Regions from separate parts of the Homo sapiens genome. Here all the other regions are linked to region 2. The links are chromatin loops, found by intact Hi-C in ENCODE. Cell type or tissue: heart left ventricle. All regions are shown on one strand. Region 1 holds the start of RRP1 (ribosomal RNA processing 1). Region 2 overlaps PDXK (pyridoxal kinase). Region 3 overlaps AGPAT3 (1-acylglycerol-3-phosphate O-acyltransferase 3).

Region 1 (8,000 bases), 61 kb after region 2:
GGCTGGGAAAGGCGGACCCACCCTTAATCTGGGTGGGCACCATCTAATCAGCTGCCAGCAAGGCTAGAATATAAAGCAGGCAGAAAAATGTAAAAAGACGAGACTGGCCTAGCCTCCCAGCCTACATCTTTCTCCCGTGCTGGATGCTTCCTGCCCTCGGACATCGGACTCCAAGTTCTTCAGTTTTGGGACTCAGACTGGCTCTCCTTGCTCCTCAGCTTGCAAACAGCCTACTGTGGGACCTTGTGATCGTGAGAGTTAATAATTAATAAACTCCCCTTTGTGTGTGTGTGTGTGTGTATATATATATATATATATATATATAAAATAGGATATATATATATATATAAAATAGGATATATATATATATATAAAATAGGATATATATATATATATCCTATTAGTTCTGTCCTTCTAGAAAACCCTGACTAACACACCATCTCTACAAAAAATAAAAAATTAGCTAGCTGAGGTGATGCACACCTGTGGTCCCAGCTATTCAGAAGGCTGGGGTGGGAGGATCACTTGAGCCCTGGAGGTCGAGGCTGCAGTGAGCTGTGATTGCAACACTGCATTCCAGCCTGGGAGATAGAGTGAAACTCTGTCTCTTAAAAAAATAAATAAAATAAAATAAAATAAAAGTAGTGGGACATTTCAGGCCGTTTAAAAATTTGAAATTTTGGTCTTTAATATTCATTAAAAACCAGGTCATATTTTCTTGTCTCCACCTCTAGCCCGGGGGAAAAGAGAAAATACAGTGAAAAAGAGGTTTAAACTTAGTTTTCCTTAAGGCTGAGCCCTAGTGTGACTTTCAGTCAGAAATGGGTTATACTGTGGCCAGGCGTGGTGGCTCACGCCTGTAATCCCAGCACTGTGGGAGGCTGAGGTGGGCTGATCACTTGAGGTCAGGAGTTCGAGACCAGCCCGGGCAACATGGCGAAACCCTGTCTCTACTAAATATGCAAAAATTAGCCAGGTGTGGTGGTGGGCGCCTGTAGTTGCAGCTACTCAAGAGGCTGACACAGGAGACACTTGAACCTGGGAGGCGGAGGTTGCAGTGAGCTGAGATCACGCTACTGCACTCCAGCCTGGGTGACAGAGCAAGACTCTGTCAAAAAAAAAAGGGGGAGGAGGTTACCCTGGAGAGCGTTTTTGTTTCTGCCTTCAACAGGTCATGCCAGCAGAAGAGATTTTTTTTTTTTTGAGACGGAGTCTCACTCTGTCGCCCAGGTTGGAGTGCAGTGGTGCTATCTCGGCTCACTGCAAGCTCTGCCTCCCAGGTTCATGCCATTCTCCTGCCTCAGCCTCCCAAGTAGCTGGGACTACAGGCGCCCGCCACCACACCCAGCTAATTTTTTGTGTTTTTAGTAGAGACGGGTTTCACCTATGAGGTCTGGATCTCCTGACCTCGTGATCCACCCACCTCAGCCTCCCAAAGTGCTGGGATTACAGGCATGAGCCAGCACGCCCAGCCCGAGAAGAGATTTTTTAAAAGCCACTTTATTCGATTTCCAAATCTTAGTCTTCCATATCTTTAGAGACCACCTGCCATGTCCTTTCCGTCTGAAGCCTGGCATCTCGAGCCTGGTGTGAAGGTGTGCTCCCCAGTGCACAACTTCACCCTCCTAGTACAGCTTAGTCCCTCCCACCCTGTTCTCAGCAGCTGGGTGTGACATACCCGCTATGTGCCTGATATACCCACTATGTGCGAGACATACCCACTGTGCACCTGACATACCCACTGTGAGCCTGACATGCCCATTGCATGCACGATACCACCCACTGTGTGCATGCGACATACCCACTGTGTGCAACATACCAACTGTTTGCATGACATACCCACTGTACACCTGACATGCCCATTGTGCGCCTGACATGCCCACTATGTGCGTGCAACATACCCACTGTGTGCGTGCGACATACCCATTGTGCGCACGACATACCCACTGTGCGCGCGACATGCCCACTGTGCACCTGACATGCCCGCTGTGTGCGTGCGACATGCCCACTGTTTGCATGCGACATACCCACTGTGCACCTGACATACCCACTGTGCGCGCGACATACCCACTGTGTGAGTGCGACATACCCACTGTGCGCGTGAAATACCCATTGTGTGTGTGCGACATACCCACTGTGCGTGCGACACACCCACTGTGCGCATGACACACCCTGTGTGCGCGACATACCCACTGTGCGCCTGACATGCTCATTGTGCGCCTGACATGCCCACTGTGTGTGTGCGACATGCCCACTGTGCGCGTGACATGCCCACTGTGCGTCTGACATGCCCACTGTGTGCGTGCCACATACCCACTGTGCACCTGACATACCCACTGTGCGCGACATACCCACTGTGCATCTGACACGCCCATTGTGCGCGACACACCCACTGTGTGCGTGCAACATACCCACTGTGTGCCTGACACTGTGTGCATGCGACATACCCACTGTGTGCGAGACATACCCACTGTGCGCCTGACATGCCCATTGTGCACCTGACATGCCCATTGCGTGCGTGCAACATACCCACTGTGTGCGTGCGACATACCCACTGTGCGCCTGACATGCCCACTGTGTGCGTGCAACATGCCCACTGTGCGTGACATACCCAGTGTGTGCGTGCGACATACCCACTGTGTGAGTGCAGGGCCTCTTCTCATTCGTGCTTGTCCCCCGGAAAGTCATGTCCGCTGGAACCTCGGAATGTGGCCTTAATTTGGTAAACGGGTCTTTCCAGACATGGTTAGTTAACATGAGGTCATGCTAAATTAAGGCAGGCCTAAGTCCACACTGACTGACGTCCTCATAAGAAGAGGAGAGGCTGGCTGGGTGCAGTGCCTCCCGCCTGTAATCCCAGCACTTTGGGGAGACCGAGGCAGCCCGATCACCTGAGGTCAGGAGTTCGAGATCAGCCTGGCCAACATGGTGAAACCCCATCTCTACTAAAAACACAAAAATTAGCCAGAAATTGCTTGAATCCTGGAGGTGGAGGTTGCAGTGAGCCAAGATCGTGCCACTGCACTCCAGCCCGGGCGACAGAGTGAAACTGTCTCAACAACAACAACAACAACAAGAACTAATTCAGATTCTAAAACCAGTTGCTAAATGTTTCCTTTTTTTTTTCTTTTTAGACAGAGTTTCAAAATCTGTCGCCCAGGCTGGAGTGCAGTGGCCGGATCTTGGCTCACTGCAACCTCCGCCTCCTGTGTTCAAGCAATTCTCTTGCCTCAGCCTCCCGAGTAGCTGGGATTACAGGTGCTCGCCACCACACCCAGCTAATTTTTGTATTTTTAGTAGAGATGGGGTTTCACCATGTTGGCCAGGATGGTCTCGAACTCCTGACCTCGGGTGATCCACCTGCTTTGGCCTCCCCAAGTGATGGTTGGGATTACAGGCATGAGCCACCACTGCCAGCCTTTTCAACTTTTTATGAAAAATTTCATACATAGAAAATGTCAGAAGATAGGTCAATGAAGACCTGTATTCCTGCCTGTAGACGCCACACTTGTATTTTTTTGAGACGGAGTCTCACTCTGTCACCCAGGCTGGGGTGCAGTGGCGCGATCTCGGCTCACTGCAAGCTCCGCCTCCGGGGTTCACGCCATTCTCCTGCCTCAGCCTCCTGAGTAGCTGGGACTACAGGCGCCCGCCACCACGCTCAGCTAATTTTTTGTGTTTTTAGTAGAGACGGGGTTTCACCGTGTTAGCCAGGATGGTCTCGATCTCCTGACCTCATGATCCGCCCGCCTCGGCCTCCCAAAGTGCTGGGATTACAGGCGTGAGCCACCGCGCCCGGCCAACGCCACAACTGTTAACAGTGTGCCATAGTTGCTTATCTGCATACACATATGTGCGTGTAATGATTTACTTTTTTGCAGAATGAATTACAGACATCATGACAGGTCACCTTTACCAAAGAGTTCTGCAGTTATTTCTAAAAATAAAGAATATTTTTCTACTTCAGGGTATGTCAAACTGTGGCCCTAGGCCAAATGCAGCCTCCCCGTTTTTTTTTTTGTTGTTGTTTTTTGAGACAGAGTCTCACTCTGTCGCCCAGGCTGGAGTGCAGCGGCGCAATCTCGACTCACTGCAACCTCCGCCTCCCGGATTCAAGCAATTCTCCTGCCTCAGCCTCCTGAGTAGCTGGGATTACAAGCGCCCGCCACTACGCCTGGCTAATTTTTGTATTTTTAGTAGAGACAGGGTTTCACCATGTTGGTCAGGCTGGTCTCAAACTCCTGACCTCGTGATCCACCCGCCTCAGCCTCCCAAAGTGCTGGAATTACAGGCGTGAGCCACCGCGCCCGGCACACCCCTGGTTTTAAAAATAAAGTTTCGAGCCGAGAGTGGTGGCGCCCGTGGTCCCAGCTCCTCGGGAGGCTGAGGCTGGGGGATCCCTGGAGCCCGCGAGGCAAAGGCTGCAGTGAGCCGAGATCGCGCCTTGCACTCCAGCGTGGGTAACAGAGCGAGACCCTGTCTCAGGAAAAAAATACAAGTGGGGTTATAAATAAAATGAGATTAAAAAACAACAGATCTTTGCCTCAGAATCCCGACCCACCGCAGCCCCAGCGAGGCGCAGGCGCAGGCGCAGGCGCGCGCTCGCTGGTTCCGCCCATGCGCACAGGCAGGGAGCGCGCGCCCCCTCTGTAGCCTTCGGCCTCCGGGGGCTGCAGTTGCGCGGCTCGGCCACTGCGCGGCGGTGGCGTGCGCCTGGGCGGTGTCGCGGGCTGTGACGTCACGCCACGCGCCGGGGCCAGGAGGAGGCGGGCGCAGGAGGCGCGTGCTCAGTGTGCTGGGTACCAGGCGACTCCGGGACAGGGGGTCTCGGCCGTCGGCGTCATGGTTTCGCGCGTGCAGCTCCCGCCTGAGATCCAGCTGGCTCAGCGCCTGGCGGGGAATGAGCAGGTGACCCGGGACCGGGCGGTGAGGAAGCTCCGGAAATACATCGTCGCCAGGACTCAGCGGGCCGCAGGTTGGCGGGGGTGTGGGCGGCTGGCGTCTCGGGGGCCGGCTGGGCTGGTGCGGGTGTGGGCGGCGGCGGCCGGAGCTGGGGGCCCTCCGAGCCCTGTGGAACCTCCACGTGGCCGGGCCGGGCAGGCGGGGTCCACTGGCCTGTTCCCGCTGTTACCGGCCCACGGCCCCCGCCGCCGCTTTCCCTCGTGGTGCGGTGACTCTGGTCCCTCTGCGAGAACGCTCCTCCCCAGCCCCGTAACCCCTTTCCTAGCTCAGGCGTCCCCTCCCTCCAGTAGACCATGTACTCCTGCTGCCCTGCTGTTTGGGCACCCAGTATTTTTCCCTCATGGCAGCATTTCCCACTGTTTGCAGTTTTCTGTTTTGCGTTAATTATTGGATTGTTTTCCGATTTCCACTCGAGAGTACCTCTCTGAGGGCCGAGAATCTACTTCTTGTTCATGGTACCAGGTGGTTCTCCGAGCGTGGTCCCCCATCAGCAGTAGCATCCCCTGGACATTTGTTAGAAATACACGTTCTATGCCGGGCGCAGTGGCCCAAGCCTGTAATCCCAGCTACTTGGCACGTCGATGTGGGAGGATCACAAAGGCCCAGGAGTCCAGCCTGGGCAACATAGCAAGACTCCATTTCCATCGCAAAAGAAAAGAAAGAAATGCAAGTTCTAGGATCCCAGCCCTACTAAATCAGGACTGGCATCTGCTTTATGAAGCTGTTCAAGTGCTTCTGCTCCCCACACTCAGCCTGAGAACCACTGCTGCAGGAACAGGTTGCCAGACACATAGGACTTCAGTGAATGTCAACTGAGTAATGTTTTAAATTAAAATTTTTTGTTATTTTTCTGAGTGAGACAGACCTCACTGTCATCCGTGGTGGAGGAGTGCATTGGCACGATTACAGCTCACTGCAGCCTCTACCTCCCAGGCTCAAGTGAGCCTCCCATCTCAGCCTCCCCAATAGCTGGGACTACTGGCACCGTGCGGCCAGGCCAGCTAAGTTTTGTATTTTTTGTACAAATTGGGGTCTTCCTATGTTGCCCAGACTGGTCTTGAACTCCTGGCCTCAAGTGATCCTGCCTCAGCACTCAATTCCAAAGTGCTGGGAGTACAGGCGTGAGCCACCGCACCTGGCCTCAGTAATTTCTGTTTCTCTCGTAGTCTGAATGCCTGAGTTCACTTTCTTCTTTTAGTATTTGAGATATATTACAGGAGAGTGCAGAAGCCCTCAGTATAATGCTGGATGAATTATCACCAACAGATTAACCTTGTGGCCACTGTCCAGCTTAGGAAACCGTCAAGGTTCGCAATTTTGAATTTCCAAAATGGAGTATGGTGCCTGATACCTTGTAGATCTCAGTCGGTTTTACTGTGTGCGTGAAGTAGCAGTTACCTGGAGTAGCCGCATAGCCACAGGCGCGGCAGGTTCTGGGTTAGAAGGATTGTTTGAAGGGGAGGGCCAGATTCTGCCCCCCAGTTGCCTTTACCGTAAGTGGGACTTTGGTCTCATTCAGGCAGTCACGTTTCTGTGGCTTCCTTTCTGGCACTCGAAGGTGTGGGATTCATTTGGTCCAACCGTTGCTGTTTTGATGCAGGTGGTTTTACGCACGACGAGCTGCTGAAGGTGTGGAAAGGACTGTTTTATTGCATGTGGATGCAGGACAAGCCACTCCTCCAGGTGAGTGGGGGGAGCAGCAGAGCAGGTACAGAAGCAGCGGGGGAGGATGGATGGGCATCTGGTCAACCCAGTTTTTCTTTTTTTTTTAAGTCGGAGTTTCGCTCTTGTTGCCCAGGCTGGAGTGCAGTGGCTCAATCTCGGCTTACTGCAACCTCAGCCTTCTGGTTTCAAGCAATTTTCCTGCCTCAGCCTCCCAAGTAGCTGGGAGTACAGGTACCTGCCACCATGCCTGGCTAATTTTTTGTATTTTTAGTAGAGACAGAGTTTCATCATGTTGGTCAGGCTGGTCTCGAACTCCTGAGCTCAAGTGATCCTCCCATCTCGGCCTCCCAAAGTGCTGGGATTACAGGCATGAGCCACCGCGCCCGGCCTGGTCAACCCAGTTTTAATATGGCCAGAGACCGTGGGGAGGTCGTATAGCCTTGACGCTTGGTTCGGCACGGCTGGTGGGCCTGGGCCTTTGTTAGGTGAGTCTTACACTTGCTGAGGTGTTGATGTGATTGACTGAGCCGTGCACTGCAGCAGCACTGGCATGGGTGAAAACTGGGTTTTGTGTTTGTCCTGGGTTGCAAACAAGTGCTGAAATAGTGGAAACCACGGGGCGGAATTCAAGTCTCCTGAGACAAGGACGTCTCCTGCTAGCCTTTTCCAAACATTGTTTCTCAAATTGTGAATTTTGTGCTCTCCTTCAAAATCTCCTGGGTGGTGAGGGTACTTAGTTAAGTTCAGGTTCCTGGGCCATATTCCATGCCCACTGAATTATCAAGGGGAGGCTGTGAAATGTCCCTTAGCAAGTATTCTGGGCGATGGCTGGCACGGTGATGTAGGCAGATAGCCAGTGATCTATGGGGTCTCGCAGCCCTCTTCCTCCTGATGGTTAGGGGGCTGTGAGTCCCAAGGCTCCCTTCCGCTCTCCCACGTCCCTCTTTAACCGTGACTCTGTGGCTTAGGGCACAGCCTCTGTCAAGAGGGCAGTGCCTGCTGTGGTTGTGTGAGAGGCTGTTGACCCCAGCTGTCTAGAGGGGCCTCCCGTGGTTGTGTGAGAGCCTGTTGACCCTGGCTGTAGAGGGGTCTTTTGGAGCAGGGGTGAAACCTCCAGTGCACTGAGCTGAGACCCCCTGGAAGCCGACTCTCTGTGATGAGTGAGTGAGTGAGTGGGTGAGTGGGTGGTTGCGTGTGTGTCATTGTGAGAGCCTGGTGCTTCAGGGGCTGAGGGCGTTTTTGTTGTTTCCTACACAGGAAGAATTAGGAAGGACTATTTCCCAGCTCGTTCATGCTTTTCAGACCACGGAGGCGCGTGAGTATGCTCTGCTGTAGTTGGGTGCATTTGTAGATGTCAGAACCTCTGAGCATCA
Region 2 (8,000 bases):
TGCGGAGCAGACCTGAGACACCTGAGGGGGCTTGGCGGAGGTTGTATTTCTCTGTCTAGGGGCCTCAATGCCATGCCCGTTAGGCAGGTGGACTGTGGCTCAAGCGCCCCACAGGAAGAGGCAGGGGGCTCCCTGCCCTGGAACCCTGGATGTCAGCACCTGACTCCTACCTGCTGTGACATTGGCAAAAGTAGCTGTGGCAGAGGCCGAGGGTCCCACCTGCTTACTGGGCCCCGCTTCTCCGGACAGGAGCAGAAGCTGCAGAGCTTTGGGACCTCAGCACTTGAGCAGCATGTGGACGCGAGCAGCGAGTAACCCCGGGCTCCCAGAGACGCGTGACGGGGTCCCCAGGGGGTTGCTTGAGGGCCCTCAAGTCAGGAGCTGATTTCTATCCTCAAATATTTAAGCATCCCCAAGCCCAGGTGCGGTGGCTCACACCTATAATCCCAGTACTTTAGGAGGCCGAGATGGGGGGATCACTTGAGCCTGGGAGTTTGAGACCACCGTGGGCAACATAGCAAGACTCCAGCTCTACAAGAAAAAAAAAAAAAAGCTGGCTATGTGACTCACATCTGTAGTCCCACCTACTTGGGAAGGTGAAGTGGGAGGATCACCTGATCCCAGGAGGTGGAGGATGCAGTGACCTGTGATGGTGCCACTGCACTCCAGCCTGGGTGACAGAGTGAGACCCTGTCTCAAAAAAAAAAAAAAGTAAAAAATAAACATGTATGGAAGTACAATGTATTTTTAACCAGAAAGTTGACAGAGAATACCGATGCACTAGGTAGACCCTGTTTTTAAAAAAAAAAAATCCCCTGCTCTGCAAAGTGGCCTCTTCTTCAGAGATGTGGCATCACTGGAGGGTTCTCTTGGGGAAATGGTTAAAACACCTGGTGTTGGCTGGGTGCAGTGGCTCACGCCTGTAATCCCAGCACTTTGGGAGGCTGAGGCAGGCGGATCACAAGATCAGGAGATCGAGACCAGTCTGGCTAACACGGTAAAACCCCGTCTCTACTAAAATTACAAAAAATTAGCCAGGCGTGGTGGTGGGCGACTGTAGTCTCAGCTGCTTGGGAGGCTGAGGCAGGAGAATGGTGTGAACCCAGGAGGCGGAGCTTGCAGTGAGCCGAGATCGCGCCACTGCACTCCAGCACGGGCGACAGAGCAAGACTCTCGTCTCAAAACAAAACAAAACACCTGGTGTTTTGAAAAATCTTTACATTTTTTCTTAGAATTCCTAGGATAGAAAGAGTCTTCTTTGCCTTCAGAACTGCACTATAAGATCCTGGAAGAATACCACCCTGCCTTTTAAAAGACATCATTTTTGCCTTAACATTTTTCAAGGTGACATGCATTTGCAAACAGTACAAAAAAGCCAGCGCTGGGCCAGGCACGGTGGCTCACGCCTATAATCCCAGCACTTTGGGAGGCTGAGGTGGGTGGATCACCTGAGGTCAGGAGTTCGAGACCAGCCTGGCCAACATGGTGAAGCTCCATCTCTACTAAAAATACAAAAAATTAGCCGGGCGTGGTGGCACACTACTGTAATCCCAGCTACTCAGGAGGGTGAGGAAGGAGATTGCTTAAACCCAGGAAGTGGAGGTTGCAGTGAGCCAAGATTGCACCACTGCACTCCAGCCCCTGCAACAGAGCAAGACTCAGGCTCAAAACAAAAAAAAAAGAAAAGGAAAGGAAAAAGAGCCAGTGGTGAAAAGTGTGCCTCCTTCCTTCCTCCGGTGGCCCGCACTAACTTCCTTAGAGGTGATGCTGATGCTGTATGTTGGAGACGCTTCTGAGTGTCCTCGGAACGTTCCCACGTGCTCTCCAGGCCATGCTGGGCAGCTGGCTTTCCTCCCGTCTAGCTGGGATTCTCTCTCTCTCTCTCTCTCTCTCTCTGGCCTCTGCCAGTCCCTGGGTCTGAGCCAGAATGTGTCCCAATCCAGGAAACAGGTGTTGTTTCTGGTATTTCTTCTTTTTCTTTCATCTTTCTCCAAGAAGGAAGAAAATTGGCTAGTTTTTTGCTTTTCTGACTCCCTTAGTTTGGGACTGAGGTTTCTGTTATTCTTGTTTGGCTGTCATGGAGAAAAACAAGAACTTATCGGTCCCGTTTTCCATTTTTTCTTTTTCTTTTTTTTTTTTTTTTTTTTGAGACGGAGTCTCACTCTGTCACCCAGGCTGGAGTGCAGTGGCGTGATCTTGGCTCACTGCAGCCTCCTCCTCCTCCCAGGTTCACGCCATTCTCCTGCCTCAGCCTCCCAGGTAGCTGGGACTACAGGCGCCCGCCACCACACCAGGCAAATTTTTCTGTATTTTTAGTAGAGACAGGGTTTCACCATGTTAGCCAGGATGGTCTCGATATCCTGACCTCGGGATCTGCCCGCCTCGGCCTTCCAAAGTGCTGGGATTACGGCTGAGCCACCGCGCCCGGCCAATTTTTGTATTTTGGTAGAGACGGGGTTTCACCATGTTGGCCAGGCTGGTCTTGAACTCCTGACCTCAGGCAATCCACCCACCTCAGCCTCCCAAAGTGTTGGGATTACAGGCATGAGCCACTGCACCCAGCCTATTGGTCCCATTTTCTGATCTATTTTTCCCTCTTGCCTCTGGCTCTAGCCCACATCGGTGCATGTGTGTGTGTGTATGTGGGTGTGCATGTGTGTACGTGGTGTGTTTGTGTACACTGTGTGTGTATGTGGGTGTGCATGTGTGTACATGGTGTGTGTGTATGTGGGTGTGCTTGTGTGTACATGGCATGCATGTGTGCATGTGGGATGCATGTGTATGGGGCATGTGTGCATGGCGTGTGTGCACATGTCTGGGCATGCATGCGTGTGTCATGGGCATGCATGTGTGTGTATGCGGTGTGTTGCTCTGCAGGCCCCAGTGTTGGCCGGCCCCCCCGTCTTTCCTGTAAGTGACTTCCTTCCTAGGAGGCTTGGTGTGACTGGCATTCCCTGGAAAGGGAGGGGCGGATCCGCAGAACGGGCAGCTTCGGGGACACAGGGGCTGCTGATTGGCATTGTGGCTTGTTGGCCTTGGTGTCTGCGGGTGCACACCCACACAGAGCTTTTGAAATGGAATCCTGCGTGCCCAGTTCACAGAGTGAGTGACGCTGAGGAATAAGAACAGAGGGAACTTCTCAAGGAGAAAGGAAGAAAGGAGTTGTCAAAGATGGGCTGAGCAAAAAACCGTGCAATCAGCCGAGGAGGGGCCGGCAGCGCCTCCCTTCCTGCCCACAGAGCAGCCGCCTTGTGCCCATCTATTCCCCGGCTCTGCATGGGGCCTCTGTTTTAAAGGGTTCTGTGGCCAAGACAAGCCTGCCAGCCCCTGTCCCTGTCCTTGGCCACTCCTCCGGCAGCTTTCCCCATTCCTGAAGCAGGTGGCTAGCCTGCTTAGCCTCTTGTCCCATCTCCTTACCTGTGACAGTCACCAAGCCTCTGGGAATGTGGTCACCCTAGGACAGCTAAACGAGGAAGCTGTGCAGTGCACACAGGTTTGGCTGACCCCAAGGGCCAGTTGCTGTGCATGGGAGCGAGTTCCAAGGGGTGGGAGGGAGCCAGCACTAGGTGGAGCTCTGCCAGCCGGGGCACAGGGAGGAACAGCATCCAGGAGGAGGGTGCAGCGGGTGTGAGGCCCTGTGGAGCAGACTCTGGAGCTAGAATAAGGTGGCATTTTTGCTGCACGCTGTGGGGGTGGACGGGGCCCGAGGTCACACCAGGGAGCCCATATTGGGTCAGGAATGCTGCTTTGGCAATCCCTGGACTCAGCCCCCAGCTGTCTGGCCATCTGGGCACTTCTGAGCCAGCCATGACCTCTGCCTTCCCTTAGCACTTTGCAGTGAGCCCAGCACCTGGCAGCCCCTGCCCAGCTGGTGCACGGTCCCTCTGCGGCACTGTGAGCCTGGAAGTAGGGAGCTGGGTGTCCATGTGCTCTGAGCAGGGCTGGGGGCCCAGGCGATGGACCCTGGAGCTGTGAAGGCTGAGGCAGGGGTGGGTCAGGGATGAGGGGAGACTGCTCTGGGGGGCTCGGGGCCATTTCCACCAGAAGTTCCCCCTGGGAGTTTGTAGGACAAAGGACATGGTTGATGTGGATCATAGGGCTGACCAGTGGCAGGCGGTGGGAGGGACGCGGGGTGCTTGTGCCCCAGGTTGATCAGGGTGAAGCAGTCACATGATCTCTCCTGTCCTCTTTCCTCATTCTGGTTTCCTAAAGTGGTCAGAGGTCTCTGCAAAATAAGCTAAAGGGAGGGTTCTGCTGGGTGGGTGGCTTCGGCTTCTGTGCAGCGCTCACCCTGCTCTCCCCTGGAACGCCTGGAACTAGGGTGGTCAGGCTGGGGTGGAGGAGCTCCCCTGGAATGTTCCAGAGCTTCCCCCACTCCTGCCGTTCTGAGTCACCCTGCCTCCCCGGAGGAGGAGGAGGATCAGCTGAGCCGCCGCGCTCACGTAGTGTCTGGCTGTCTGCCTGTCTGCCTCGCTGTGAGCAGAGTGGGATGCTGCCGATAAGGCGCGCACGTGGGCCCTGGGAGGAGCCCGAGGCAGCCACTCCCGCACGTGGGCAGGAGGAGGGCTGCTCACACCACCGGCCGAGGGAGGAGGACTGCGGGCTGCGCCTGGGCAGGGGATGAGCTTGTGTCGCGGGCGGCAGGGGGAAGGGAGTCGGAGAGCTCCTGCGGTCCAGCCGGATGACTGATGAGGTTGAAAGCACTTCCGCTGCGGCCCCCGCAGGAAGTTCCCAGGAGGAAGTTGCGACCCTTTCTAAGCCATCCCACTGGCCTGGACTCTGCTGGGATTATTTTGACCCCCCAGGGCAGAGTGTAGCCATCTGACTGGCTTTCTCTCTCGGCAGGAGACGGGGCGCACGCCTGCAGGTGGGGGAGCCCCAATACGTCACACGGATGAGCGGGGCAAAGCCCAGCCCCCCACCCCGCACCCGCCCGCCCGCAATCCTGCCCCCTGGCTGCGGCCTCCGCGGCTCTTCCCACCCCGGCTCCGCTGGGTGCTTGGCGCTTGTTTACGGAGTTACACCTTGCGGTAGAGGCTGAGCAGGAGCTTGTCCTTCAGACTTCCCAGCGGAGACAGCCAGGCTGTCCTGTGGCAGCAGTGGGTTTGTCAGAGGCCGGGGGCTTTGGCCAGGGCCGGCAGAGAGCCCCAGTCCTGAAGAACCCTCGTTCTTCGCGTGCTGTCGCGGGGGCTCCGTAGGCACGGTTGCAGCAGGGTCTTGGAGGCCGAAAGAAGGACGGTCTGAGCTGAGAGAGGGGAGTTGGCCAGGCACAGGGGTTTCAGAGCTTTACAGGATTCAGAAGGTGCCCGGGGTTCTGCAGCCCAGTGAGGAGTTCACAGAGTGGTGGGCGACCCAGCAGCCAGGGGCATCAGCCGTGGGAGTGGGACGCTCCGGGAGTCTGAGCTGCATCCTGTGGGCGCAGCAGACGCTCAAGGGCTGGGTTTAGAGGGGTACGTCTGGAGGTGCGGGTGGGGAATGCACATGAGGGGAGCTAGGAGCAGAACAGTAGCACGGGCCGAGCACGATGGCTCACGCCTTGTTATTGCACCACTTTGGGAGGCTGAGGTGGGAGGATCGCTTGAGCCCCGGAGTTCAAGACCAGCCTGGGCAATATAGGCAATATTTCTCCACAAAAAATAAAACATAAAAAATTAACCAGGCATGGTGACACATGCCTGTAGTCCCAGCTACTCAGGAGGCTAAGGCAGGAGAATCAATTGAGCCCAGGAGGGAGAGGTTGCAGCGAGCTGAGATTGTGCCGCTGGACTCCAGCCTGGGCAACAGCATGAGATCCTGTCTCAAAAAAAGAAAACCAAAACAAAACAAAAAAAACAAAAAACAAAAAATGGTAGCACGGCGGCCTAATAAGACCATCCCGAGAAGGGGGATGAGGTGATAGTCCACAGGCCTCAGTGGACCGTCACAGCAGGTATGGACATCAGAGAGTCTTGCTCATATCTGATTGATTGATTGATTGATTGATTGATTTGGTTTGATTTGAATTTTTTTGAGGCAGAGTCTCTCTCTGTCACCCAGGCTAGTTGCAGTCTTGGCTCACTGCAACCTCCGCCTCCCAGGTTCAAGTGATTCTCCTGCCTTAGCCTCCTGAGTAGCTGGGACTACAGGCACGAGCCACTACACCCGGCCAATTTTTGTATTTTTAGTAGAGACGGGGTTTTGCCATGTTGTCCAGGCTGGTCTCGAACTCCTGACCTCAGGTGATCCTCCCACCTCGGCCTCCCAAAGTGCTGGGATTACAGGCGTGAGCCACTGTGCCCAGCCCTCATATCTGATTTAGAGTATGTACTGCCAAGCTCCGTGGTGTGAATACTTCCACTATAGCTGAACGTAAACTACCAACCTGAGCAGGAAAGAGCTGTGCAGCAGCCTCTGTCATGTAGCGTTCTTCCCTCCAGACACAATAGACACAAATAGCTGAGTAGACAACAGATAGTGTAAAATGCTAGTAAACTAGGAAGTGGTGAGGCTACAATATATATTATGTTTACTTTTAATATAGTTTATGTAGTCTGGGTGCAGTGGCTCATACCTGTAGTCCCAGCACTTTGGGAGGCTAAGGGAGGAGAATTGATTGAGCTTAGGAGTTCAGGACTAGCCTGGACAACATAGTGAGACTCTGTCTCAACAAAAAAATATAAAAATTAGCCAGGTGTGGCAGCACGCACCTGTAGTCCTAGCTACTCAGGAGGCTGAAGAGGGTGGATCCCTTGATCCCAGGAGTTCAAGGCTGTAGTGAGCTATGATTGTGCCACTGCACTCCAGCCTGGGTGATAGAGTGAGACCCTGTCTCAAAAAATAATAATATAATTTACATAATTGTAAGTTTTATGACTCAATTTTTTTTTTAAATAGAGATGGAATCTTGCTATGTTGCTCAGTCTGGTCTTGAACTCCTGGGCTTAAGTGATCAATCCTCCAGCCTCAGCCTCCCAAAGTGCTGCGATCACAGGTGTGAGCCACTGTGCCTGGCCATATGACTCAGTTTTTAATAATGACTCTACGTAAAACTGACCTGCACTATTGCATCTGGCAATCGCGTGGCCCAATCCATCTTCAAAGCCAGCAACAGTCGTTGAGTCCTTCTTTTAACTTCCAATCTCTGATTTTTCCTTCTGCCCTTCAGCCTGAGAAAACTCTGCTTTTGAAGGGCTCATGTCATTCAATTAAACTCTCCTGGATAAGAAGATCCTCATGGGAGAGAGATCTCATCACACTGACAGGTTTCACCCACACTCAGGGGGTTGCCCGAGGGTGAGCGGGGTCCCTGAAGGTCATTCTTAGAATTCTGCCACGGAAGAGCCCCATAGGCCATTATAGGGACAGGGTTTACTGTAAAACAAGGTGATTCACATACACAGACCAGTAATGCTGTTCCTAAAGGGGCCCAAGCTGATCCCATCAGTCAGCAGGGCTGCTCACAGGGCACCTGGCCTGTCTTTGTTGAAGGCGATTCCTGTGAAGGCAGTGGAGGAGCTCCGGGTGGGAGGTGAGTGTTGTGGAGAGCCCAGCAGCCCGCTGGGCTGAACCTTGGACCAAGAACCAGTCTGTCCTTGGCTCCCTTGTGGGTGGGGAAAGATGAGGTGTATCAGGCAGGGTCCAGTCCAGAAACAGAAACCAGAGCAACAATCGTAGAGGCCGTTGTTCAGCCAGGTATTGAGAAAATAGAGAAGGCAAAAAGGGAACACTGGTGTCGTGGAGGAGACCCCTGCCAGCATTGGCTCCACACAGCTGACCCTGGGATAAGAGAATTGTTGGACTCTTTAGAACCTGGAGCTGGGAAGGCAGGTGTCTGCCAGCTGGCGGGTGCTGGGAGTCTGTGGGGGCATGCGATGAGGAATTCTGCTGGTGGAGGGAAAGCCACAAAGTGGATTCCGCTGCTGCTATGGGAAGGGACGGTCACTACCGCTGCCCCTGTGGGGAGAAGAGCCCCGGGGGAAGAAGAGCACTGCTGACAGAAGCCCATTCTCTTCGCAGGCTTC
Region 3 (8,000 bases), 180 kb after region 2:
GTCCCCCAGGAGGCTTCCCAGGCATCACCTCGTGTGTGTGTGTGCAGCAGCTGCCTCGGCCCCGGTTCTGTTGGGTGTTGAGAGGAGCTTGGGAGAACCCATGACTGGGAGTGGTAGAGATTCGTGACCCAGCCCCGGTGATGCTCTCTTGACCTGCCTAGGTCAAGAAGAAATTGGGAAGAGGCGATGAACTGAGAGGAGGAGTGTCTCAGGTGCTGTCAGTACATGGTCTGCCTTTGGAGCACCGCCTTCTTTTTGCTGATTAAGTGCAGGCTTGCCTTCTAGTTTAACGTGGGCAGGCAAATAGTCCTGCTATTGCATTCTGACATAGAAAATGTACTTTGAGTGAGATGTCTTCATGGAGAGTAAATGATCTGGAGGTAGAAAGAAAAAGGCAAATGCTTTTGTTCTCTTCCAGAGACGGCTGTCAAGCTGGCTCTGCAAGTCAGGCCCTCTGCAGCTGAGGTTCCACTTTAGACATAGGTCAGTGTGTCTTGGAGAGGGAACACCTGTGAGGTCCACTGGAGAAGCCCATTCTGGATGAGTGAAAACCTGGATTTAAAAATGCAAGATTCCAGCTTGCACTTCTAGCCATGGTGGAAGATACAGACCAAATTTCACAGCCTACCTTAATCAACCAGAAAGCCAAACAAAAGTGCATGAAGCCACAGGCTTCAGACACTGGTGGCAGGCCGTGTGGACAGTGACCAGAGAGGGGCATGAGGGAAGTGAGGCCTCAGTAGCCCAGCGTGTCACCTGCAGAGTCTCCAGCCACAGGGCAGGGAGGGGAACCAGGACCTGGTGGAGACAGAGTGTGGAGTTAAGGGGCTCCAGGAAGGCTGGAATGTACAAAGAAAAATATGGAAGAAGAGGGAGTTCCATAAAGAAACAGCTCTGGAGAGCTGAGGAGGGGCCTTCCAGTCTCTGAGAGCTGACCACAGGTGGCATGTGAATGCTGCCCAGGTGAGGGAAAGGGGCGTGGGAGAGCAGGGGTGGCACAGTCCCCGAGTTCACAGGGTGGGGTGAATCTGTGTGCTCAGTGGCCAGAGGGAGAGACTCACCACCCAAGGTTGTCCTACAAAGGTCCGCTCAGGACTCACCAAACAGAGCTTACGAGCGAGATCTGAAAAGATCAAACTGGTTCTAGGTTGACTGCTCCCAGAACAAAGCCCGGAGATGCAGGACAGCAGCAAACCCAGCGTCCAGTGCCAAGTTCACAGGCACCAAGTTCACAGTGCCCAGCAGCCAAGCAAAAGTGACTGCCATACAGAAAACCCAGAAGAAGAGGAAAATCAATGGTTGGAAACATCCAGGCTAGACACTGTAGCCCCCACCTGCAATTCCAGCCCTTTGGGAGGCTGAGGCAGGAGGATCACTTGAGCCCAGGAGTTCAAGACCCTCTGGGGCCACATAGCGAGACCCTGTCTCTAAAAAGATATGTGTTCTTTTGTTTGTTTTAAGAAAATAATTAGCTGGGCATAGTGGTATGCACCTGTAGTGCCAGCTACTCAACGGCAGAGGCAGGAGGATCCCTTGAGCCTGGAGTTCGAGGCTGCAGTGAGCTATGATTATGCCACTGTACTCTAGTCCAGGCAACAGAGTGAAACTCTGTTAAAAAAAAAAAAAAAAAAAGAGAAGAGAAAAGAGAAGGGAAGGGAACTATATCTATCCAGATGATAGAGCTAGCAGGCAAGCATGTTAAGATGGCATTGATAAATATGTTCCACGTGTTCAATCAGGGCAAATATGATAAAAATAAAGAAAAAAATGGAAGATATAAAAAAAAGACCTAGGGCCGGGCGTCATGGCTCATACCTGTAATCCCAGCACTTCTGGAGGCTGAGATGTGAGGATTGTTTGAGCTCAGGAGATCAAGACCACCCTGGACAACCCCATCTGTACAGAAAAGTACAAAAATTAGCTGGGCGTGGTGGTGCACACCTGTGGTCTCAGCTACTTAGGAGGCTGAGGTAGGAGGATGGCTTGAGCCCAGGAAGGTTGAGGCTGCAGTGAGCCATGATCATACCATTGCACTCCAGCCTGGGTGACAGCATGAGACTGTCTCAAAAAGAAAAAAGACCCAAATAAATCTTCTAGAAATGAAAAATATGCTGAATGGGATTAGTGGTAGATTAGACATTGCAGAAGAAAAGATCAGTATACTTGAAGACACAGCACTTTGTAAAATGAAACACAAAGAAAGAAAGACAAAAAAATGAACAGAGCATCAGTGGGACCATATCGAGAGTAACATATGAAACTGATTTCCAGAAAAGAGGCGTGTGTGGTAGAAAATACCTGAAGACAATAATGGCTAGAATTTTTCCAGATCTGATGAAACTCATCCCGAAGAAGCTCAACAAATCTCAAACCGAAGAAACATGAAGGAATTCACCCCAATACACACCATCATCCAATTGCCGAGAATCCTGAAAGTAGACAGAGGCAAATGCTATCACATACAGATGAACAAAGCCAAAAATGAGAGCCGGTTTCTGATCAGAAACTATACAATTTGAAGACAGTGGAGGAATGCCTTTCAAATATCGAAAGACAATATTGGACACCTATCTACAAAAACAATGGCCCTTCACCCTACTTTATGCTATATTTAAAAATTAACCAAAATGGATCATAGACCTAAATGTGAAAGTTAGAACTGTAAGATTAATAGGGGAAAATATGCGATATATACACTGTCTTTGTCAATTTGGGCTGCTATAAAAAAAGTTAACACTGACTGGCTGGCTTAAGTAACAGAAATTTATTTCTCACAGTTCTGGAGGCTGGAAGTCCGAGCTCAAGGTGCCTGTAGGTTTGGTGGCTGGTGAGGGCCTCTTCCTGGTTGTGCCCTCATATGGCAGAGAGATAGGAAGCAGCTGGCCCGTGTCTTTTGGCATAATGGCACCAATCCCATTTTTGAGGCTCCTCCCTCTTGGCCTAATCCCCTGCCAATGGCCCTGTCTCCAAATATCACATTAGCAGGGAGGATTTCGACGTATGAATTTGGACCAGGCATGGTGACTCATACCTCTAGTTCCAGCACTTTGGGAGGGCGAGGCAGGCGGATCACTTGAGCTCAGGAGTTCAAGACCAGCCTAGGCAACATAGTGAAATGCTTTGTCTACAAAAAATTTAAAAAATTATCTGGGCATGGTGGCATGCACCTGTAGTCCTAGCTACTTGGGAGGCTGAGGTGGGAGAATCACTTAAGCCCAGAAGACTGAGGCTGCAGTGAGCGGTGATTGTGCCACGGCGACTCCAGCCTGGGTAACAGAGCGAGATCCTGTCTCAAAAAAAATATGAATTTGTAGCTGGGGGACACAAGCATTCAGTCCATAGTGTCTGTAGTGGAATATTATCCAGCCTGAAATGTGAATGACATTCTGACACCTGCCACCAAGTGGGTGAGCTTTGAGGACATTATACTGAGTGAAATAAGCCAGTCACATAAGGACAAATAGTGTATGATTCCACTTATATGAGGTCCCTAGAGTGGTTAACTCGTAGAGATAGAAAGTGTGATGGTGGGTGCCAGGGGCTAGCGGGGATGGGGAGTAGGTGTTTAATGGAGACAGTGTTTCTGCTTGGGAAGATGAGAAAGTTCTGGAGATGGACAGGGGTGATGATTGCACAGCAGTGGGAATGGACATAAAGCCCCTGAACCACATACCTAAAAATGGTGGATTTTATGTTAGTGGACGTCACCACAATGTAACACAAATGAGCAAACACGGGCTTTTTCCTGGTTGCCGGCAGGCAGGCTAATGGTCTGCTGGCGGGGGCTGGGCTGGGCTGGATTTTGGAGAAGCCCAGGGCTGCGGCTGGCAGGGCTTTGGGAAGCAGCGGGAGCGCATGTAAGGCTGGTGTAGCTGTCGCAGGAGCTGTGGCATCCGGAGGGGCCCATGGTGGCCCCGCCTTTCCAAGAGCCTGCAGGTGGCTGGGTGGCTTTTCCGTGTCCTTCCTGGGGCGTGACCTCTGGCGGCTCCGGGACTGTTCATTTATGAGCCATCTGTTGGGCCTCCTGGCCAGGCAGTGGGAAGCAGCGTGCCAGCAATGCCCTGAATGGCCTTGACCCTGATGTTTAAGTGACGGAGTGTTTGGTTGATCGGGAAAGGATGTTAATGCGTGCTTGTCAGTCTCCCTGACATGCAGCCTTTCGGGTTTTGAAGTGGATGCATATATTTGGTCACACGGCGTCTCTCCAGTCCTGCGCAAGCACGTTGACATGTGTGCCTTTCACTTTCAGGCTTGTCCAGCCGGAAGCCCTGAGGGCAGCTGTTCCCACTGGCTCTGCTGACCTTGTGCCTTGGTAAGTGGGCAGTGAGGCCGCCTGACGCAGGGCGCCGTGTGTGAGAGTGTGTGTGTGTGTGTGTGTGTGTGTGTGTGTGTGTGTATGTGTCCAGTGTTGGGGTCAGCGTTGGGCCTTGATACCTTGTTGATTAATTTTTCTTAAAGGTATATATTTTAACCTTTGCTTATGACCAACAGAATATTTATTACAGTCCCTTCTCATTTGTCCAAAACCCAGATGATAAAGTTCAGGTAACTTTGTTCTCTTCCTGCGAGGGATGAGCTGAGCTCAAAGGGGCTGAGCTACAAATGACGCTGGGCTGAGGCGCCTACCAGGGCACAGCGGACATGGGAGTCACCTCACAGGGCTGCCCCGGCTCTGTTAGCAGCCCAGGAAGTCCACCCCTCTCCTGGAGACCGACTGGGAGCCGTCTGTCTGGGATGGGGCAGAGGTGTGGCCCGGGGACAGCTGCACAATCCCCGTGGGGAGCCCAGCTATCTGTTGCTGGAGGGTGCTCTGCTCCTGGGGGGTCGGTGCCCTGCTCTTGGGGGTTGGTGCCCTGCTCCTGGGGGACGCGCTCCTCAGGAAGCCCTGGGTTTGGTGGAGAGCATGGAATTGCCTGGCCGTTGAGTCACTGGGTGGGCCCAGGGTTGGGGCAGCTCCTCCTGTGCTCCTGCAGCCCGTCGTCATAGGGCCCCTGCCCACTGCTCCCATGTGTTCCACCCCCGTTCCCAGGCCCGCTGCTGTGGCTGATGAGGCTGCAGGTCCCTTCTGGGTGGCCCTGGACCCTGTGTCCTTCTCCCACTGTGGCTGCTTTCTACCCAGGAGGTGTCTCCTCCAAATGCTGTCGGCAGAGATCAAATCCCATCCCTGATGTTCCAAGGCTTCCAGGTGTAACTCACAGGCCCAGTTCTTGGTAGGCAGGTGATTTAGCCTTCTGTGTCCCAGTCACAACCCAGGGTGTGTTGAAAGCTACCATTTGATAAAAACAAACATGAGCAAGATTGAAGTGACCAACACCAAGCTCGGGCTTTCAGAGATGTAGTCATGGCGGACCTCAAACAGCATTGCTGACCATCTGAGCTGGGTGCTGAATGCCTCCATAGTTTTCAAATTAAAATGACTGTATTTAGTGTCTCTTTTTTTAAAAAAAATATTTATTTATTTATTTATTTATTTATTTATTTATTTATTTATTTATTTATTTTGAGACAGTCTGGCTCTGTCGCCCGGGCTGGAGTGCAGTAGAACGATCTCGGCTCACTGCAACCTCCACTTCCCAGGTTCAAATGATTCTCCTGCCTCAGCCCCCTGAGTAGCTGGGACTACAGGCGCCCGCCACCACGTCCGGCTAATTTTTGTATTTTTAGTAGAGATGGGGTTTCACCATGTTGGCCAGGATGGTCTCTATTGCTTGACCTCGTGATCCACCTGCCTCGGCCTCCCAAAGTGCTGGGATTACAGGCGTGAGCCACTGCGCCCGGCCTAGTGTCTCTTTAGGATTGTTTTATTAAGATTGCTTATTTGATAGCAGATAACTATGAAGATACTAACGATACTATAAAGACACAGTGGCAGCTCCCAGCTAACTGGCACTCTGAGCTGTCCTCTAACATTCTGGATTCACAAAAGTTTACTTGCTGGGTTTGCTCATTGTTGATTTAATACTTTGCCTGTGGTTTAAACTGTTAAATTGTTGCAAATTGCTATTCTGTGCAAAAGAAACTTGAACTGTCCTGCACCCCCCAGTTCAGCTCTCACTGCATTCCCGCTCTTCTGCCTGTCCTTTGGCTATTGTTGGACTGTACTCAGGGCTGAGAGGAGGGCATGGGGCTTCTGCAGTCACCACAGGGCTGTGGGAAGGCCACCAGCAAGGGCTGGGGGGCCAGAGGGCTTCTGATCTGTCAGGTGCAGGGTGTGGCGCACGTGGGCTTGTGCTGTGGATGAGGTTTTGCTTCTAGGGGAGAAACCGGCCAAGGCGCGTCAGGCATCAGCAGACCTCTCCCAGAAGGAGGACATTTTGAGAAGATGAAGATGGAAATCGGTTTGATCTCCTTTGTTCCCTTTCTGGGGACAGGGACATCACGGTTCTGTAATAACTGAGGTCTAGGAAAAAGAACAGAAAGAAGGGCAGGTTGGAAACATTGTGTCTTTTGGGGCTAGTAGTAGCTGCAGAACAACCCAAATCCGATTTACAACCAAGCTTCTAGGGTGAGTAACTCGATATTCACCAAACCGGGTGACTGTCAGTGATGGCATGCCACGTATCACTTTTGGGAGGGAGGAGAGGTTGCAAAACTAAGCAGACGGTGTGGCACTGCAGCTCCCCCCCGCCCAAGCTGGTGAGTGTTAATATCGAAATCTATAGCAAAATGTTTGTCCATGACTTGCACCAGTACCTCTCGAAAGGTGCCCAAATACCTAATAAACATCTGAAAAGGCATGCAACTCAATTGGTTATCAGAGAAACGAACTTTTTAAACCAGAAATGTTGTATCACTAGACAGTCAGCAGATTGGCTAAAACCAACGAGACAGATAAGGCCAGAGTTGATGAGGAGGTGGGATGGGGCGTGATGGGACGCTTGTTCCTCATGGTGGCTGTGACCTCACCTCTTAATTTTGGAAAACTTTGGCAATATCTTCTAAAGCGGAGCAAACCCATGGCTTGTGACCCAGCAGCTCTGCTCTGAGGCGTGAACCCACAGCCAGGAGTGTCGCCGGAGCCGTGTTCATCAGGCCTGTGTGCCCTGCGGAGGTGGACTGGGTGAACACACTGCCGGCTACTTGCCCAGGGGAGCAGCATGGAATGAGCTGCGTGGAGACACCCGTGCTCCGCCTGGGCGAGCCGACACACACATGCTGGGTGGAAGAAGCGCAGTGGGTCAGCACATGTGCAAGGCCCTCGTAAGTGCAGCACAGAGACAGGCAGACCTGGCAGGGGGAACAGGAAGGGTAGCTGCCCTGGCAGGAGGCAAAGGAGGCCCAGGGGGCTTCAGGGGCTGGCGAGGGTCTGTTTCTTTTCTTTCTTTTTTTTTTTTTTTTTTTTGAGAGGGGGTCTCTCTCTGTCTCCCAGGCTGGAGCTCAATGACGCGATCTCAGGTCACTTCAGCCTTGAGCTCTCCTGGGCTGAAGGGATCCTCCTGCCTCAGCCTCCCGGTAGCTGGGACCACGGGCATGGGCCACCACACGCGGCTTTTTTATTTTTTGTAGAGACCGGGTTTTGCCATGTTGCCCAGGCTGATCTTGAACTCCTGGGCTCAAGCCCATCTGCCGGCCTCGGCCTCCCAAAGTAGTTGGGATTCGTTTCTTGATCTGGGTGCTGCTGGTCAGAGTGGATCCTCTCTGGAATTTCATCCAGCCGCATGCTGAAGATTTATGTACTTCTCTGTATCTATTACACTTTAACAAAAAGTTTCCCATAAAACTGTGCCATACCAGGTACGGTGGCTCACACCTGTAATCCCAGGACTTTGGGAGGCCGAGGCAGGCGGATCACGAGGTCAGGAGATCGAGACCATCCTGGCTAACACGGTGAAACCCCATCTCTACTAAAAATACAAAAAATTAGCTGGGCGTGGTGGCGGGCACTTGTAGTCCCAGCTACTCGGGAGGCTGAGGCAGGAGAATGGCGTGAACCCGGGAGGCGGAGCTTGTGGTGAGCCGAGATCGCGCCACTGCACTCCAGCCTGGGCGACAGAGCGAGA

Evidence for each region. Peaks named below come from ENCODE experiments on the same cell type or tissue, not always from the same donor. Only the 100,000 strongest peaks of a DNase experiment are listed, where the experiment ranks them.
Region 1: a loop joins it to region 2, with 3 times the contacts of the local background. A loop is called at or near these places in 51 of 110 quality-filtered maps.
Region 3: a loop joins it to region 2, with 2.2 times the contacts of the local background. A loop is called at or near these places in 2 of 110 quality-filtered maps.

Annotation. Positions count from the first base shown.
Region 1 is chr21:43,784,788-43,792,787 of GRCh38, forward strand. RRP1 (ribosomal RNA processing 1) reads left to right here and starts at 4,790. Exons shown (of 13, transcript NM_003683.6): 1 at 4,790-4,975; 2 at 6,563-6,645; 3 at 7,885-7,942. The coding sequence starts at 4,843. RefSeq lists enhancers at 1,613-2,154, 2,155-2,695, 4,851-4,960 and silencers at 4,591-4,820, 5,031-5,200, 7,140-7,352. In heart left ventricle, a CTCF peak has its summit at 4,685; a DNase peak (open chromatin) is centred at 4,694; H3K4me3 peaks cover 2,073 bases; H3K27ac peaks cover 767 bases.
Region 2 is chr21:43,724,144-43,732,143 of GRCh38, forward strand. The region is part of intron 1 of PDXK (pyridoxal kinase); the gene reads left to right. Among named protein-coding and RNA genes, the nearest start is that of PDXK, 9.0 kb to the left of the region's middle. RefSeq lists enhancers at 788-947, 2,531-3,372, 4,215-5,056, 5,057-5,898, 7,372-7,872 and silencers at 4,267-4,691, 4,441-4,580, 4,931-4,980. In heart left ventricle, a CTCF peak has its summit at 4,963; DNase peaks (open chromatin) are centred at 1,846, 2,961, 3,538, 4,498 and 2 weaker places; H3K4me3 peaks cover 1,872 bases; H3K27ac peaks cover 3,141 bases.
Region 3 is chr21:43,899,708-43,907,707 of GRCh38, forward strand. It overlaps AGPAT3 (1-acylglycerol-3-phosphate O-acyltransferase 3), which reads left to right. Exons shown (of 10, transcript NM_020132.5): 2 at 4,250-4,312. Among named protein-coding and RNA genes, the nearest start is that of AGPAT3, 38 kb to the left of the region's middle. In heart left ventricle, no CTCF peak of the experiment used is centred here; DNase peaks (open chromatin) are centred at 3,969 and 4,300; H3K27ac peaks cover 1,244 bases.